Regions from separate parts of the Homo sapiens genome. Here region 2 is linked to region 1. The links are chromatin loops, found by intact Hi-C in ENCODE. Cell type or tissue: PC-9. All regions are shown on one strand. Links, peaks and the distances in the headings refer to the core of each region. The heading gives the core; the rest is flanking DNA. Region 1 holds the start of LOC107985941 (a long non-coding RNA gene). Region 2 holds the start of TMEM37 (transmembrane protein 37).

Region 1 (8,324 bases), core at 20-8,019:
CTGTGTACAGAATGATGGCCCTGTACAAGGAGTGGCAGCCCTGCATAGGGACCTATGGCCCTGCACAGGGAGTCGTGGCCTTGCATGAGGCCGGTGGCGGCCTGCACGGGACTGATGGCACTGCACAGAGAGTGTGGCCCTGCACAAGGAGTGGTGGCCCTGCATAGGGACTTATGGCCCTGCACAGGGAGTTGTGGCCCTGCAAAAGGAGTGGTGGCCCTGCACAGGGACGGGGCAGATATACCCTGACATTTGAGGAGACTGAGGCAAGGATATAAGTGGGAGAGAGTTAGAATTTCGAATTCTCAGACTCCTTGGGTTTCATGCTGGAACACGCTGGCATGAGAGAACCAGGCCTTGGCCTGTGGCCCAGCTCCCTCCTCTTCCCACCTCCTGCCCTGTCCCACCCCATCAGGGGCTTGCACACACACACACACAGACCCTTCAGCCCTCAGAGCCAAGCTCCTTGCACACAGACTCTTTCCACAGTCAGCGCCCTTAGCTCCTGTCAAGCCTCCAGGTACACACAAACCTGCGTCTCTGCTCGCCTGCACAAGGAAGGACCCAGCCAAGTGTCCCAATAGGGCCTGGAAGCGATCTTGATGCCATCCGGGCAGAAAATCCCAGGTGGAGTACAGCCGGATAAAGACAGCCCAGGTTTCAGGTTGGCATGTTCCTCCGGTTCTGCAGATCCCTCGGGCCCTGGAGAAGGAGATGGCCAGAGGAGGATAGCAAGGCCTTCCAAAGTGCAGTCCCGGGTCACAGCCCACCTGCCTGGATCTAAGGACGGTGTCGCTGAGGCTGTGGCAGTGGGAGGTTCCAAGACACGGTGAAGGCCTGAAGGAGGGGGTGGCCCTTGCTAAGACCTGTGGCCAGCTGACAGGGCTCCCCAGCACTCTGTCAGTAAGGCCCTTCCAGGAAGAGGGAGTGGCTGGACAAGAGGCTGTGTGTGGAAGGCAAAGGGGAGAAGGGAGAGAGAGGGCTGGTAACCCAATTCCTCTTCCTGCCTCCCTACACTTCAGCATCACCCTGTTCACGCCCCTTGCAGATCTCCCACAGCACTCCCTGTGTACACCTTTGCTGCTCAAAGGGTCTACACAAGCCAAGCACAGTGGCTCTTGCAAAGGTGGGAAGATGTCTTGAGGCCAGGAGTTTGAGACCACCCTAGGCAACATAGTAAGACTCTGTCTCTATTAAAAATAATAATAATTTTTTTTTTTTTTGGAGACAGAGTCTTGCTGTGTTACCCAGGCTGGAGTGCAGTGGCGTGATCTCGGCTCACTGCAACCTCCCCTTCCCCAGTTCAAGCTATTCCCGTGCCTCAGCCTCCCAAGTAGCTGGGATTACCGGCACCTCCCATCACACCCAGCTAATTTTTGTATTTTTAGTGGAGACAGGGTTTCACCATGTTGCCCAGGCTGGTCTCCAACTCCTGACCCCAAGCAATTCGCCCACCTCGGCCTCCCAAAGTGCTGGGATTAGAGGCGTGAGCCACCACAACCAGCCAATAATAAAAATTTTTTAAAGGGTGATCTAAGATCAGCAGCATGGCCTCGGAAATTGGAAATGCAGACCCTCTGGCCCCACCTCAGAACCACTGAATTAGAATTTGTATTTGGATAAAAGTCTCAGGTGAGTTCTGCAAACTTTGTAATTTGAGAAGCACTGGTCTACACCACACTCCAGCACCTTAACGCAGCTCCATTTAGCAGTGGTGGACATTGCATCATGCAGTGCATGGTTCCTTCTTGAGTGCAGCTTATGGAAGGAGGGGGAGTGACAGGACTGAACTTATTGTTCAAATCCCCTTGTGGTCTTGGGGTTCTTGGTTGCTCACTGCAGAGTTTATAGGTGAAATGAGCAGCTGTCCTCACCTCTCCAGCACCCTTGGAATGGAAGAGGCTGCCCTGAGCTGGGCTGCCATCTCCTGGGTCCTCAGTCTCAAGCCGCTTTCTGATGTCAGTGAGCTCTTTGAAGTCAGGTCCGCATCCTACACAGGGTAGGTACAGGGGGCCGGGAAGGCATAGAATACACATTAGGTTGGATCTAGCATCTGATCCACCTCCCCATGTTTCACGAATGGGCCAGTGGGTGAGTCTTAGGGAGGGCTAGGCCCTGCCTCTTAGAGGAAGGCTTAAAAGGCCCCAACCTACTCTTCTTGGCCTGGTCAGCTGGAGGCAGGCAGATGCCCCAAGTTCAGACAGTCAGATACTCCCACCAGGGATTTGGGTCTATGGTGAGTGACATCTAGAAGCAGGGCCAGCCAGAAGTCCTTCTTGGGGCTGGGCACAGTGACTCGTGCCTGTAATCCCAGCACTTTGAGGGGCTAAGGCAGGAGGATTGCTTGAAGCTAGGAGTTTGAGACCAGCCTGGACAACATAGCAAGACCCTCATCTCCACAAAAGTAAAAATAATAATAATAATAACCAGCCATATTAGAGCATTCCTATAGTTCCAGCAACTCAAGAGGCTGAGGTGGGAGGATCACTGGAGCCCACGAGGTCAAGGCTGCAGTGAGCTACGATTGCCCTCCTACAGCCCAGCAATTGCACACCTAACCCCACATACACATAATCAAATAGAGATTATACATTCACGATTGAAGCCAAAGTGTTATGACACAAAACTTACCCTTAGGACATGTCATAAGATCTGATGTTTTATATTTTTATTCTTTTTTGTTAAAGAAAGAGCTTGTTGATCCAACCCTCTAATAAAGCTGAAAGCCAACATTTGCAAACACTGGCAGGTGGCTGCGTGTCAGGGTGAGGTGTCACTGAACAGGGTGATAAAGCAAGATCTTGTCTCTAAAATAAATAATATAATATAATAAATATAATATAATTAAGTAGAATAATGAAATATCCTGCTGGCCAAGGTGGCATCCCCGCCCCCAGCAGCAAAGTCAGCAGGGCCAGTGGTGGCAAGCTGGTGTCCACACCAGTGGCCACAGTGTCATGTCCAGGCAATCTCTGCCCTATGACCTCAGCTGCCTTTCCAGCTGTCTTTGGTTTCTGCCTGTTTCCCTTCAGCCTCCCTAGATTCTGGGAGGGGCCGGTGTCCTGCTCCAGGTAGGCAGAGTCCAAGTCTGTTGTGGGCAGAACTCTGATGATCATTGCAGGGGTGGGAGGAGGGATGGAGGGAGCATGATGCTGGCAGAACCTCCATGGCATCTGGGGAATTGAAGGCTGTTTTTTGCTCAGTTCTCACCATCCAAAGCAGCATGAACAGTTTTCACCACGCCTCTCTTGTGGATGCCTGTGTTCCTGGTACACACCTCTGCTATGACACTTATCACCTGGTATTAGTTAAGCATCTGCCTCCTTCATTTGCTGTGGGTATTTAGAAAGCAATCCATATTTCCTCTCTGTATGCCTCAATTTCTCCACCTTTATTAGAGGACCCAGGATAAGATTATTTCTGAGGCTGCTTCCATCAGTGGTTCTGTGAGCTGGCCCATGTATTCAGCCAGTCAGTAGGCCATCAAGCATGCATCTACGCAAGGCACTAGAAGGGTTACATACAATGGGAAACTGAGGCCCAGAAGGAGGAAAGATGAAGTGCCCAAAGTTAAGGAGATAAAAGCAGAAGTGCAGGTAAGAGAAGGAGTATTCATATTACTGCAGGAATCCAAATTCTACAAGAACATACGCTTGTTCTTTAAAGGGAGCCCTCGCTTTAAGCATTATTTGCCGATCAATACCCATTAATAATTACAGGACATGGGCAAATATTCTAGCAAAGGTCCTGAGGTCTTCCTAGATGTGCCCAAAATAACAAGGACTCCCCCCGCAGGTGGCACCAAAAGTCGGAGGATGTGTTGGAAGCTGACCTTCCCCACCTGTCCCTGCCTCACCCACAGTCACCCACCCCTCTAGGATGTAATGGTGAATCATTCAACACATGGGCCACCTTGGGAAGTCGCTTAACCTCTCTCCCTTTTCACGTTATAAAATGGGCATAGTCATTACACAAATGCATAAATCAACCTCAATTTTCTCATCTCTAAGTGAGAAGGTTGGACTGGAATTAACAAGAGGATCCTTGAAGTTCTTTCGAGCTCTGACATCCTCATCCATTGCAAAGCGGCTGTGAAACTGGATTATGTAAGGTCCTGTGGCCCCACCAATTGTTTGGCACATCCTGTCTTTTTCCCTAGCTAGATAATGATGTGGCTGAGGGCAGGGACTGTGCCCACACTCACCAGGTGCATGTGAGTCAGCGTCTGGATTGTGTGGCCCCGCTGGGGCTGCCCTGGCTGTATCACATGCCTCTTGTGCCCATCTCATACCCCTCAGCCACCCTCTGACCACAGCATTGCCCGGCGTGCCCCCTGCAGGCTTTTATTCTCCTGCAGCCCCAGGGCCTCCTCAACACTATGATGTGAGTCACCTGAGAAGCCCAGTCCCACAGGCATGCACAGCTCAGGAGTGCAGGACTGTCAAGGACTCTTGCAGCAACCCTCAGCCATGTGGTAGGTATGTGGGGTGCAGGGTGGGGAGGCAGTGGCATACACACTCCCCAGAAGCTTCAGTGGGATGGAGATCAGCTCAACAACACACCTTTGACTTGACTTCCCCTCCTTCTCCACTTCACTCCCCCAGCCCCTCACCCTGCTCCCTGAGCTCTCCTCCCAAATAAACTGCATGCATGCAGGCACACATGACCAGGCTGAGGCTCTGCTCTTAGTGGGATACCAGGCAAAGACACCTGCCCTAGGGATTGGAGCCTAAGCCAGAGGAGGCAGGAGGGTTTAGGGCACCAGCCAAGAAGTGCTTTCCAGATGCTGAGTGGGATCCCGAATAAGGGAAAGGGCATCTAACATAGAATGAGGAGGAGATAACACAAGGGTAGAAATAACCAAGAAAGGGGATTTCTCTCAGATGGCTTTAGAGGTGCTCCCAGCCATTGCTGGGCTCACATGGCTCACATGTCATAATTTTTGCCAAGGCGGTTTCACTGCCACCACCACCCCGCTCAGCCTCCAGTGGCTTGTCCACCCATGGCTGTGGCCTCTAACTGGGCAGGATTTTATAGGCTAGGAAGAAAAGTAGGGAATGTTAAGGGAGACGGAAGTCAAGTTCAACTTGGAACCATCCCAGAATGTCCAGCAGGAAAGGCCCATGGATGTTATAGGCTACAACCCTCTCAGTGCTCAGCGGAGGAACTAGGAGCAGAGAGGGTGAGTAAGTCAAAGGCACCCAGACCTTGTAGGGAATCCTGTGTCCCTGCAGGATGCAGAATGGATGCTTCTGAACCCTGCCACACCCTCAGGGTACATGTCAGAGCACGTGTGTGGCTGGGACAATCCTCCATCTATGTTCCTCACTTACACCGGCTCCAGTTTAGGAAACCCAAAAGGCTACAACCAACCCACCACCACAGTGACCACAATGTACTTGGTGACACCTCACCTTGACACGCAGCCACCTGCCAGTGTTCACAAATGTTGGTTTTCAGCTTTATGCGAGGGTAGGATCCAACAAGCTCATTCTTTAATGAAAAAGAATGAAATTGTAAAATATCAGATCTTATTACATGTCCTAAGGGTAACTTTTATCTCATAACACTTTTGCTTCAATCATGAGTGTATAATTTCTATTTGATTTTGTGTCTATGGGGTTAGGTGTGCAATGTAGAAAAGCTTGAAAACCATTGCCTTATACCCATTTGAAAAATGAACCACCAAACAAAGGCTTAAAAACATGAATATTTGTCAACCAAAAGGAGAACTCCTGGGCCTGGAAGAAACATCACGATTCAAGTGCTGCAGCACGAAAGAAGTTGAGGCTGGATTTGTATTCAGCTTGACTGTTTGTAAAGCACCATGCACCATGCAACTGCCTTCAGTTCCTTTTTTTTTTCTTTCTTTTTTTTTTTTTTTTTTTTTGAGATGGAGTTTCGTTCTTGTCGCCCAGGCTGGAGTGCAATGGCACAATCTCGGCTCACTGCAATCTCCGCCTCCCAGGTTCAAGAGATTCTGCTGCCTTAGCTTCCTGAGTAGCTGGGATTGCAGGTGCCTGCCACCAAGCCTGGCTAATTTTTGTATTTTTAGTAGAGATGGGGTTTTGCCATGTTGGCCAGGCTGGTCTCAAACTCCTGACCTCAGGTACTTGGCCTCCAAAGTGCTGGGATTACAGGCATGAGCCACCATGCCCAGCCTGCCTTCAGTTCTAACCACTAAAGGATTCGTGTTCTCAACTGAGAAACAGCCATATGGAGGGGCTTCCTGCAAGGGCACTGAAGATGTCAGAGATGATGCCTGTGGAGCACCTGGCACAGAGGAGCTGCCCTGCTGACTGCAGCACAGCCAGTTCACAGGGGTGAGCCCCGGCATCAGCTTAGGGAGCATCCCTTCTTGCAGCTCCTCCCCCTAGCACACTCTCCCACCTCTGCTCGCACAGGACCTCTGTCCAGGAGTGCTTACGGCAAGGTTTCTGCCTCAAAAACAGGGCTTTTGGGGCTAACTGGGAGTGTAAGGGTAAAAGGAAAGCTTCCACTAGGCCCCCCCGATTGTTCACTGGAAATGAAGGGACAATAGGAGATTAATAGGAGAAGAAGGCATACAAATGTATTAACATACATAAACACAGGAGCCATGAAAATATGAGGCTCAAAGAAGAGCCAGATGACTGAAGTTTAAATAGCACCCTCTTCATAGGAGAGAGGGAAATGGGGGTAGGTAATTTTCAAGGTTAGTAAATAATTTTGAGGGAAATCAAATGGACCCAGAAGGCAGACATTTTCCTGTAAATGTCCTCTTAGGAAGCTGAATGGGACTGCAATTTAAGGGAAAGTGAGGGGCAAAACTGCATTGTGAACAAAGGTTGTCTTATTACATAGGTAAAGTCTCCCTAGTCATCCCTCAAAGCTGCCCTCAGAAGAATAGATGAAAAGCCTGGGCTTAGTGACAGCTTTTACTCTTTTCTCCTTGCAGGTGGGTGGTTAATCTTTCCTGGTTATTTGATGAGATTTCTAGGGAGGGGGCCTTAAGACAGTTGCATTTCTTTTGGAAAGAAGTGTCCATAGTCAGATATGGAAATTCTAGACAGCCTCTTTTTCCTGCACTTGGGGAGGGGGCAGAGGAGAAACAAGAGAAGATTGGAAAATTCTTGGTTCTGAGGCAGCTTCTAAGGACTTGCATTTTCCTTTAATTCAAAGTGCTCAGCCTGCCAACACTTCCTACTTTGGGGTATCATTCTCTGTGACCCCACAGGGGAATGGGGTCTGTCCTCAGAGAATGGGGGAGGACCTCAAGGCAGCAGGGCAGAACTCCAGGGTGAGAGTCAAAGATGGTTTCCTGGACCTGAGACTCCAGTGGGGTTCATGCTAGAGTCACCCCAGTCTTCAGGCTCACTGCCCAAACACGCACTTGAGGAAGTCTGTGGGGGCAGCTCCTTGTTTTGTTCCTCACTGTCATTTTCCAAAAGGCAGACAAGCCCTGGCCGCCTTATGCCCAGGGCTGAGTCCACACCATGCTACACGAGCACCTGAGGGGAGGCTCCTCTCCAAAGTGCATTACCAGGGCCTGTGCTAAATTTTTCAGCAGCCTCTTGTCTCACTAATGGTCCCGGGAAATAGACTAAGCCTCCATCCCCAACTAAGTGCTCAGGCCTCCCCCACCTCTGTCCTGCCTGGGCAAGAAGCCCAGCGCCGCCCCACAGCCCAGCTCTCCATGCAGCCTCAGCTCCCAGTGGCCCTCTGCCAAGGACTTGCGCCTCTGCAGTGGGATGCAGTGCCTCATTTTATCCATAATTGTACGTGGTCCCTGTGTGATGTCCGGGGACGTGAAAAGTTGTGTCTCATTTCATTTGGGATCCAGTTAAATTCCCAAATGCTGCAACTGAGCAGGAATCTCAGTGCTCAGAGGCCAGCAGTAGGAGGAGTCTGGCTGCTGGGCCCGGACACCTGGCCTCTCCGGCCTCTGACCAGCTCTGGCCATTGGTCACCACCCTGGCTTTGTTGGGTATTAATCCACCACACTCTGCCTGGCTGATCCCTGAGTCAGAGCCAGGCTGGGATTTGTGGGTCTCTGAGCCCACCAGCCTGTGACTCCCAAAAAGAGAGCACCCTTGCTACTTGGAAGGCTTGCCACCATGCCTAGCCAGCACTCTTGCTTTCTAAGCTGAAATCATTATAAGATAGTCCCCTACTACCTTCTACCCAGAAATGTATCCCCTCACAAAGTATATGTTCCCACCCTATCCCAATCCTACCATCGTGATTTCTGAGTACTTTCCAGAAAACTGTCTCCACTGGCTCCCAAGGGCAGAGCACTTCCTCCAGCCTCTGGAATGTCCACCATGTTGATGGTGCATGGATGA
Region 2 (8,324 bases), core at 152-8,151, 220 kb after region 1:
AAAAGTCCCAGCTCTCATGGAGCCCATGATATTTTAGAGAGGGAAAGGGACAATCCAGGAAATAGACAAATAGCCACTTTCAGCTAGTGATCAAGAATTTACAAAGGTAAAAGAGTGGCAAGTGGGGGGTGGAGTGTTACTCTGGCTGGGAAAGTCAGGAGATGCCCCTGAAAAGGCCCTGCAGACACCCAGGGGAAGGTCTTGGCAGGAAGGTCGGGGGCTGGGGGGCCAGGAACCAAAGCTTCCTGAGCCTTGGAAAAGAGGGATGGGAAGATGCTTGAAGGGACAGAGGAAGTGAGAGTGAAGGCTGTTCCACAGGCATCCAGGCTAGAGAGGAGGGGATCTGGGGTGGGCTGAAGCCGGGCAGGCACTGGAGGGGCAGAGAGGAGAGGATGGAGTATATGGAGGGCGTGAGGGCAAAGAGAGCAGGAGGATGTGGAGCCTGAACTACCGAGGCCTGGGAGAGAGCAGAAATGGAGAGGTAGGTTTGGACTCTAAAACTCAAGCACTTTACCATTGACAGGGACTTTGTCTTTTTCTTCTTTGTCCCTCATTGGTCAGGACAGTTGTGACTACATAGTAGGTATTCAATCACTTCATTCATTTAGTCAATGAATATTTATTGAGAACCTACTACATGCCTGGCTCTGTCGTAGGCACCAGCGATACACTGGTGAACAGGACAATGCCCTTGGCCTCTTGGAGCTTACATTAAAAGGGGGAGAGAGGACAAGTAAATATGTGTATGTGGGCAGAAGAGAAAAGAGAATGGAGGGGCTGTTTTAGATGTGGGGGTCGTCGTAGGCCTCTCTGATAAGGTGACATCTGAGCCCAGACTTTAAAGAAGTGAGCTGGTGAGTCTTAAATGGGAGTATCTGGAGGAAGAACATTTCAGGCAGAAGAAGCAGCAAGTACAAAGGCCCCGAGATGAAAGAGTGTTTGCTGACTGAACAACAGATCTAGTGCTTGTTGACTGAATGATCAGGAATTGTGTCCCTACCAATACACTTGAAACTCTCTAAGGAACATGCCTGGATCTTCCTCATCAGGCAAGAGTGGTCAGAGGGGTGGGAAGGAGCCACTTCCTGCCTTTCTTTAAGCCATTCCTCTTTCCCCAGCCCTGGCCAGGCCTAGAAGCAGGGGTCAGGGAGGGTCAAGTGCCGAGTCTGTCACAATCTGGACAAAGGGCAGAGAAAGTCAAAGAATAGGCAGGCTCCATGCTGTCCCACAGCCCAGTACTCATGCCCATGCTGTTTCTGCTTTTAACACCTGGGGGTCCACCCGGTAATCCAACCCCCACCTCTGCCCCTGCCATGTTTCCCCTCACACTAAAACTCCCTGCTTCTCTGGACATTCTTCTCCTGGTGCGGTATTTGTCTCTGCAGGGTTTAAGGGAAAGCTTCTTCACCCTCTGAAGTTTCAATGAAAAATAAACTCACAAAAGGCACATTAAATGGAGAAAAGGTATATACATTAATTCAAGGTGTACACCCCGGGAGAATCACGGAGTATGCCCACCCCTCAGCAGTGCTCAGAAGCTTCTATACTATCCTGGCAGAACAGGTGATGGGAGAGGAGAGAAGACGAATTCTGTAGAGGGGCTAGCCGAATGGATCAGGGAATAGAGATTAACTTGCCGGGTGTGGTCACATTCTCAGTCCTACAGGGAGGAGAAGAAACACAATTGTTCCTTTTGGTGGGTCTGGATGTTAGGCAGATAAAGGAACTTCAGTTTCATCCTGTGTTTTGGGAGAGACGGTGAGGGGAGGGAAGGTCAGAGAGACCTTGAGGCTTTTTCAGTTGTGTATGTCAAAGCGCCATGCTTTGGGACTTCTGACCCCAATACCTCTGGCTATCTCACCAGGATTTGAGAGGGCTGTGGATGCTGCCACTCCCCGCACCACCCCAACCCCCTAAGCCAGAGAGGTACCAGGAGACTCCAGGTCTTAGAGTCTCAGCTCAGATTCCACCCAAATTCTGGCCATATTCCCAGTCCTCATGTGAGCATAAGATGATCAGAACTGGATAGTCACTTCCTCCTTATTATTCTTAAGTCATTTCTGCTTCTCCAACTATCTTGCTGACAAGACATGTTGCTCTAAATTCTACTGATTCAATACTTTTCTATTCTTACCAACAAAGCGTAACAGGCTGTGAGAAACATGCCTGACCACACACGAAACTGGAGAAGGCAGTGGGTGCAGATGACCCGACCTGACTGTTCTTCTGATTTTAATTCCAGGCACTTCCCTCTTGGCCAGGTGAGATGCTATGATCCAGAATCTCACCTGGGAGAGCCCACAGGGCATTCTTAGGGCTCAGTGAAAGGATACCCCCGCAACAGGACAGGTCTTCCTTTCCCATGTGGGCTCTTTATCCAGAACCCAGAGCTGCGGAGAGTCTGGCTTCTGGGACCCTTGACTGGGGAGAAAGCAGGTGGGGGCCACGGAGGGAAGGCCCCAGAGCAGAGAGGCACCAGGCTGGCTGAGCCTGGGCAGCTGCCCTTTGCCTTAGCTCAGTGGTTCTCAAAGCCTGGCCCCCAGGCCAGCAGCACCAACATCACTTGAGGCCACTCAGCCAGAAACTCTGCAGTGGGGCCTCGCAATCTGTTTTAACAAACCTTCCAGGTGACTCTGGTGCAGAATGGTGGCAAGAACTCAAACCTGGACTAGGCCTGCTGGGTAAGTGGAGTCCCAGCTCTCCAGTGGACTCAATGTGGGTGGCCTGGGCCAAGCCTTCCTGTGCCTGGGCCATTTCTCCGTTTGTCAAGCTCCAGGACTGGGGTAAAGGATTTGACAAGGTCTGTTGGGCAGGGATGGAATCAGATGAATATCTAAGTGGAAGATATACAGACAATTGTAACTACCCCTCTTTCTCACATGGCTCTAAAGGGGAAAACAGATGAGTGCAGTTGCTTTGTCTTTGGGTAAAGTCACCAGGAGCTGCCTGCCTGAGTGAACCAGACAATTTAATGTGTGCCATTTAGTGAGGGGCCTTGTTTTACCACCACATTTGAGGATGGGGGGAGGGAAGCCTTTCTGTTGGAATTTGTGGCCCTTGGACACTCCTCCCACCTCCACCCTTTTTGGCGGTAAAAGCTTTTAGGTGCTGCCTCTTTAAGAACTCAGATCCGGCCGGATGCGGTGGCTCATGCCTGTAATCCTAGCACTTTGGAAGGCCGAGATCGGTGGATCACCTGAGGTCAGGAGTTCGAGACCAGCCTGACCAAAATGGTGAAACCCCCGTCTCTGCTAAAAAATACAAAAATTAGCAGGGCTTGATGGGGCGCGCTTGTAATCCCAGCTACTCGGGAGGCTGAGGCAGGAGAATCGCTTGAACGGGTTTGAACCCAGGAGGCGAAGGTTGCAGTGAGCCGTGATCGCGTCATTGCACTCCAGCCTGGGCCACAAGCGCTAGACAACGTCCAGAAAAAAAAAAAGAGAGACCTCAGTTCCCATCGAGGTGGAGAAAAAATAACCACATTTGTTTGGCATATTTGCATTTTTAATAGTCCCTGAGGAGTTCAGGAGGAAACAGGGTTTTACATCCCCTTTTAGGGACGCAAGTAGGATTGCCCCAAAAAGTTCCACTCCGTTCACACTCAGCGAGGGCCCGGCAAGAGCCCCACCTTTCACATTCATTATTTCCCTTACTAACCGAGGCTCCGAGACGCTAAACAAGCAGCCCAAGGTCACACCGCAGAGTGAGGGCAGCAGAGCCTCTGCGCCTGCCTCCTCCCTTCGGACCCTGCCGCGTTCCCAGAGGCTGGACTCAGCAAGCTGGAACAGGAATCGAACCCTCAGGCCCTCGTCGCCGTCCCAGCCCTCGAGGAATCTGCGCCCCAGGCGAAGCTGTCCTCGGAGGTTCGGGAGCGTCGGAGTGACTTCCCGATCCTTTCCCCTGGGACCCGAGGGATCCCTCCCCCCAAGTGCCGGGTCCTCCCCGCGGCTCCCCAGGGGCTCCTCCGGCCGCCCTCGCTGACTCAGCGTAATCCGAGCCGCGGAGGGCGGCGGGGTTGGCGGAGCCCGCCCGGGGTTAATCGCCGAGCTTTGAACGCCCCCTCCCGCCCCGCCCGCCTCCAGCAGCCGCCCCGCCCCTGCGGAGAAGTCCCGGGCTGGCGCCGGCGGCCACAGCGGAGCAGCTGGAGCGATCGAGGCTGCAGCGCGGCCGCCGGGCGCAGCATGACTGCCGTCGGCGTGCAGGTAGCCGGCGCCTGGCGGGGCGCTGACCCGGGGTGCTGCCCCGCCGTGGGAGGTTGGGGGTGGGAGGACGGAGGGAGGGGCGTACCCACCGCGAGCGCCGGCGTCGGGCTGGGGGTGCGAGCGCCCCCCGTGCCCGCCCCCTGTTGCAAACCTGGGTCCGGAGGAGGCTGGGCGGGGAGCAACCTCGGGGGGCCTGCCTGCCTCACATAGCTGCTCCCGAGGCGCGGACTCCGGCTGCTTCTGCTCGCGGCCTTGCAAGCACCCGAGGCTCCCAAACTTCATTTGGAAAGATTTTTCTTCTCTTTGGTGTCACCAGTGACTTACTGGTCAGTTTACCATAAGGGTCCCCCTTTGTGAGAAATGAGGCGCGTCTGGGGTGGAGGGACAGAATCGACTTGCAAAGTGAGGCTTATGTAACAGAGGATGCGTCTCTTGGGAAGTTAGACCTTTCTGGGGGTGGAGGTTAGGAAGACCGTCTCCCTCCCCAAAGCTGCGTTTGGGGTGCTGGGCTGGGGGTGGACTTGCTGAGTCGCGCGGACACCTCAGGGAAAGGCTCTGGCGAGGGAAGAAGCCCGTGTCTCCGAAGATTTGGCTTCTCCTTAGCGTAGTGCACGATGTTTATGTTGGCTAAGAACCTACACATTCCTACCCGCTCCCTCGGGCCTGCTGCTCCCCAAAGGGAAGTCAGTGGGTGGCGGTACCGCTGCCCAGCGGGCGAACTTCCTTTCCGCGCAACTCGCCCGCTGCAGAGTCTATCCGCTGGACTGTCTCCAGGATTAGAGAGGCCCGTTGACTTCGTGTACAAACGCTCAGCCACAACACTGACCTAGTAGACACCGTTCTGCCCATTGTATAGATGAGGTAACCGAGACTCAGAAGTAAGGTGCCCTCCGTGGCTGGCCAAGGAACAGAATCAAGATTCAAACCCAGGGCTTTCTGGCTCCAAATCCCACTGGCTCCTCCTGCCTTTACCTAACGGGAGAAACCCCACCCACAGGACACCCCCAAAACCGCTTCTATAGCCAGGACCTAGGCACCTGGGCGAAGCCGGGCATGGGGCGCAGGGAATTCCTCCCCTTTGTTCTGGGGGATGTCTGGAATCCCGGCCAGGCAGCATGGTGGGACAGACCAGGTGCGGTCCCTCCCCTCTAGGAGCTTACAGCCCATGTAGGGAGAGAGACTTGGAAACAGGGCATGGGGGAGCGAATGCTAAATTAAGAGGTGCAAAAGTTGCCAGACGGGGAAGAGGAGGAAGCCTGGTAGCAAGGTGGGAGCTCAGCTGGGGAGGCCACAGGCTCCAGGTGAAGGGCGGGTGCTCCGGCCGCTTCGGGATGATAACTCTTCATCCCCACAACCATGACTTGCCAGGGGGCAAACACAGGTAGGAAGCAAGTTCTGGGTCATGCAGGCAGCGGTGGGCCAGGCTGCAGCTGAGAGGAGCAGAGGCAGGCCGGCTCATCAGGAGGCTGTGAACTTCCAGGATGTTGACGATGGTGATGGCCTCACCTGGGTAGGGGCAGAGTGGGTGATGAGGGGGAGCAAATATGGGAGACATGTTGGGGATGTGCGGAATGAGTTGGGAGGAGCTTAATTTGTCTACCTGGGGGTGCTTTGGTTAAGGGGAACACATGAGGCCCTGGGTTATAGGAGGAAGACCATGACATTGGACTCAGTAGCCCAGTAGTGTCAAGTGACCCTATTCTATAGGTCACTAGAAATCATGCAAGGTTACAGATGAAAAAGGAAAATGCTTACATTTTTAGCAGAGCAGTTAAGCTCCAGAGAGATTTAAGTGATTGCCTAAAGGTACCCTGCAGGGGTCCTCTAGGTCAGGGGCAGGACTTGACCTCCCCGCTCCCTTCTTTTCCACTGCACACTTGTCCAGCTGCCCTCCAGTAGCCGTTTCAGGCCCTGCATCACTGAAAGCTGGTGGAGATGCCGGGTGGTTAGGAATGAAGACTCTATATGTGTTATTATTGTTATTAATATTAATAGCTACCATGAGTTGGGAGCGGCCCGTGTACCATGCATCTTTATATACAGGATCTCATTTGATTCCTGGGAGTTTCAGTGGTGGCCAGAGAGTTTAAATGAAGCCCTACTTTGGGGCAGGAGCGGGAGGAAACTAGATGAGGTCAGCTGTCTCCACTTTCTGATCCTGACGTGACATCTAAGGGCCTGGAGATTAAAGTCCAGTCTGCCTAGGACAGGTAGGGCTGGAGAAGGGACAGGACGTGCCTGTTTTCCAGCCAGCATGCTGTCTCGGGTTAAAAGGTTTCTGGGTCCTGTGATTTGTTCTCTGCCTGTGGTGCTCCTCCTTTTTAGGACCATTTATCATTCTCTAGGGACCTTGTAACCTTGCCAGGTGCCTTCATGGCTACGACTTTCCTGCAAGTGTCATTAACTTCATTTTCTAGATGAGGAAACAAGGGCTCAGGAAGTTAAGAAACTGCCCAAGGACAAACACCTCTAATGGTTTGTGGAGTAGACACAGGTTTTCAAAGTTTCCTTTGGTTTCTTTCTTACCGGTAGATTTTTTTTTTTTTTGTAATAAAATGCAATACAGACTCCTGGACCCCCAATGTCCCAAGCAGGTACAGGGCTCAGTTGAAGTGAGGAAGGGGATGCAGAGCCAGCCTGCTCAGCTTCCCTGCCCACCCGGCTTCAGCACTGGAAGCCCCACCAGGAGCATGGGGACACAGTTTGAGAACCACAGCCCATACTCTTAGCTCCATGTTTTTGACCGCACCCAGGCTGCCTTCATCTCAGCTAGGACCCAGGCTGGTCCTAGCTCTGGCATGGCCCTTGAGGCATCCCTCTGCACGCACCTTTTCCTCACCAAGAGGGCATGGGGCACAGGGAATTCCTCCCCTTTGTTCTGGGACATGTCTGGAATCCTGGCCAGGCAGCGTGCTGGGACAGACCAAGTGCGGTCCCTCCCATCCAGGAGCTTACAGCCCATGTAGGGAGGGCTGTAAGGGCTCAGTACTGAGCCCCTAGCACAAAGGCCCTGTCCTTAGAAGGCCCTAGTCAGTATTTATTCGCTGAACGGATTCCACCTCCTGCATATCATACAATTGTCTGGGCAGCCATAAAGAGCTTCATTGTGCTTTAGGTGAGTGATCTCAGGCAAGTCACCTGCCCTCTGCATAGTTTCCTTCTCTGTACACCCACCATGGAGCTTCCTACTTTATCAACCTCATAGGTTTAAGAATAAAATAGGATCCTACTTAAGGCAGAGGTGCTGAAAGCAAACTGCATCCTTATTCCTGTATCCCTGGGGTTGAAATTAGCGGTAGCTCCTGTGTCTGGGGCATGTGAGCAGATACTCTTGCTGGGCTCTTTGACCACAGGAGTCTCCCAGAAGCAGGGCTTTATTTTATGTCTCACACAGAGAGGAGTGGCCCAGACCTGCCTCAGGAAGCCTCCATTTGCCCATGGCATAGGACACACCCCATGTTCCTCACTGCTCCATTCTCCTGGGTCCTAGCAGTGACCGTCATGCGTGCCTGTTTTGCATACCTCCCAAACCGAGGTGTAACCTGGGCAGCTTCTAGACACACTGCAAAGCAGGTCATTTAATGTATGACTGTGCAGGAGACTCAGTTTAAAGGAGCTTCAGACGGAAGTGACAGTGGTTGCCAATGACCTTTGACTTATCTCACAGCTCTCCCTTGAGCACCCACTGAATGCCCAGGTATTGGGGACACAGCAGTGCCTAAACACAGAATGTGGTGGTGTGGGGGTAGGGGGCGGCCTTCCCAGAGCACACAGTGTTGGAATGAGACAGAAATAATATGTAACTACAAACTGTCCTCAGAATGGTGAAGAATTTGAACAGGTGCCTGACACAGAATACCAGGAGGGGCCTGACTCTGGGTTGAGTGGGCAGGAAAGCACTCTCTGTGGAGGAGACTTTAAGCTGAGACATGAAGAATGGAGAAGAGGTGTTGTCCTGGAGGGGTGGCAGGAGCTGCAGAAGAGCCACTACAGGCTTAAGGGCCAGTCATCTGAGGAAAGAAAGTTCTAGACATGGGGAGAGGGGAGTGTGCTGGGAGCTGAGGTTGGGTGGGGAGGCGGAGCGGATTGTGAGAGGCTTGTGGGCTGTGTAAAGAGTTCCTG

What was found. Hi-C counts contacts between places; a loop is a spot of excess contacts. Peaks named below come from ENCODE experiments on the same cell type or tissue, not always from the same donor. Only the 100,000 strongest peaks of a DNase experiment are listed, where the experiment ranks them.
Region 2: a loop joins it to region 1, with 17 times the contacts of the local background. A loop is called at or near these places in 1 of 110 quality-filtered maps.

What each region holds. Positions count from the first base shown.
Region 1 is chr2:119,204,671-119,212,994 of GRCh38, forward strand. LOC107985941 (a long non-coding RNA gene) reads right to left here and starts at 1,979. Exons shown (of 3, transcript XR_001739665.2): 1 at 1,875-1,979; 2 at 533-702. In PC-9, for the core only: a CTCF peak has its summit at 4,443; a DNase peak (open chromatin) is centred at 4,371; H3K27ac peaks cover 1,754 bases.
Region 2 is chr2:119,427,723-119,436,046 of GRCh38, forward strand. TMEM37 (transmembrane protein 37) reads left to right here and starts at 4,132. Exons shown (of 2, transcript NM_183240.3): 1 at 4,132-4,202. The coding sequence starts at 4,182. RefSeq lists a silencer at 3,904-4,283 and an enhancer at 4,567-5,073. In PC-9, for the core only: no CTCF peak of the experiment used is centred there; a DNase peak (open chromatin) is centred at 4,029; H3K4me3 peaks cover 1,095 bases.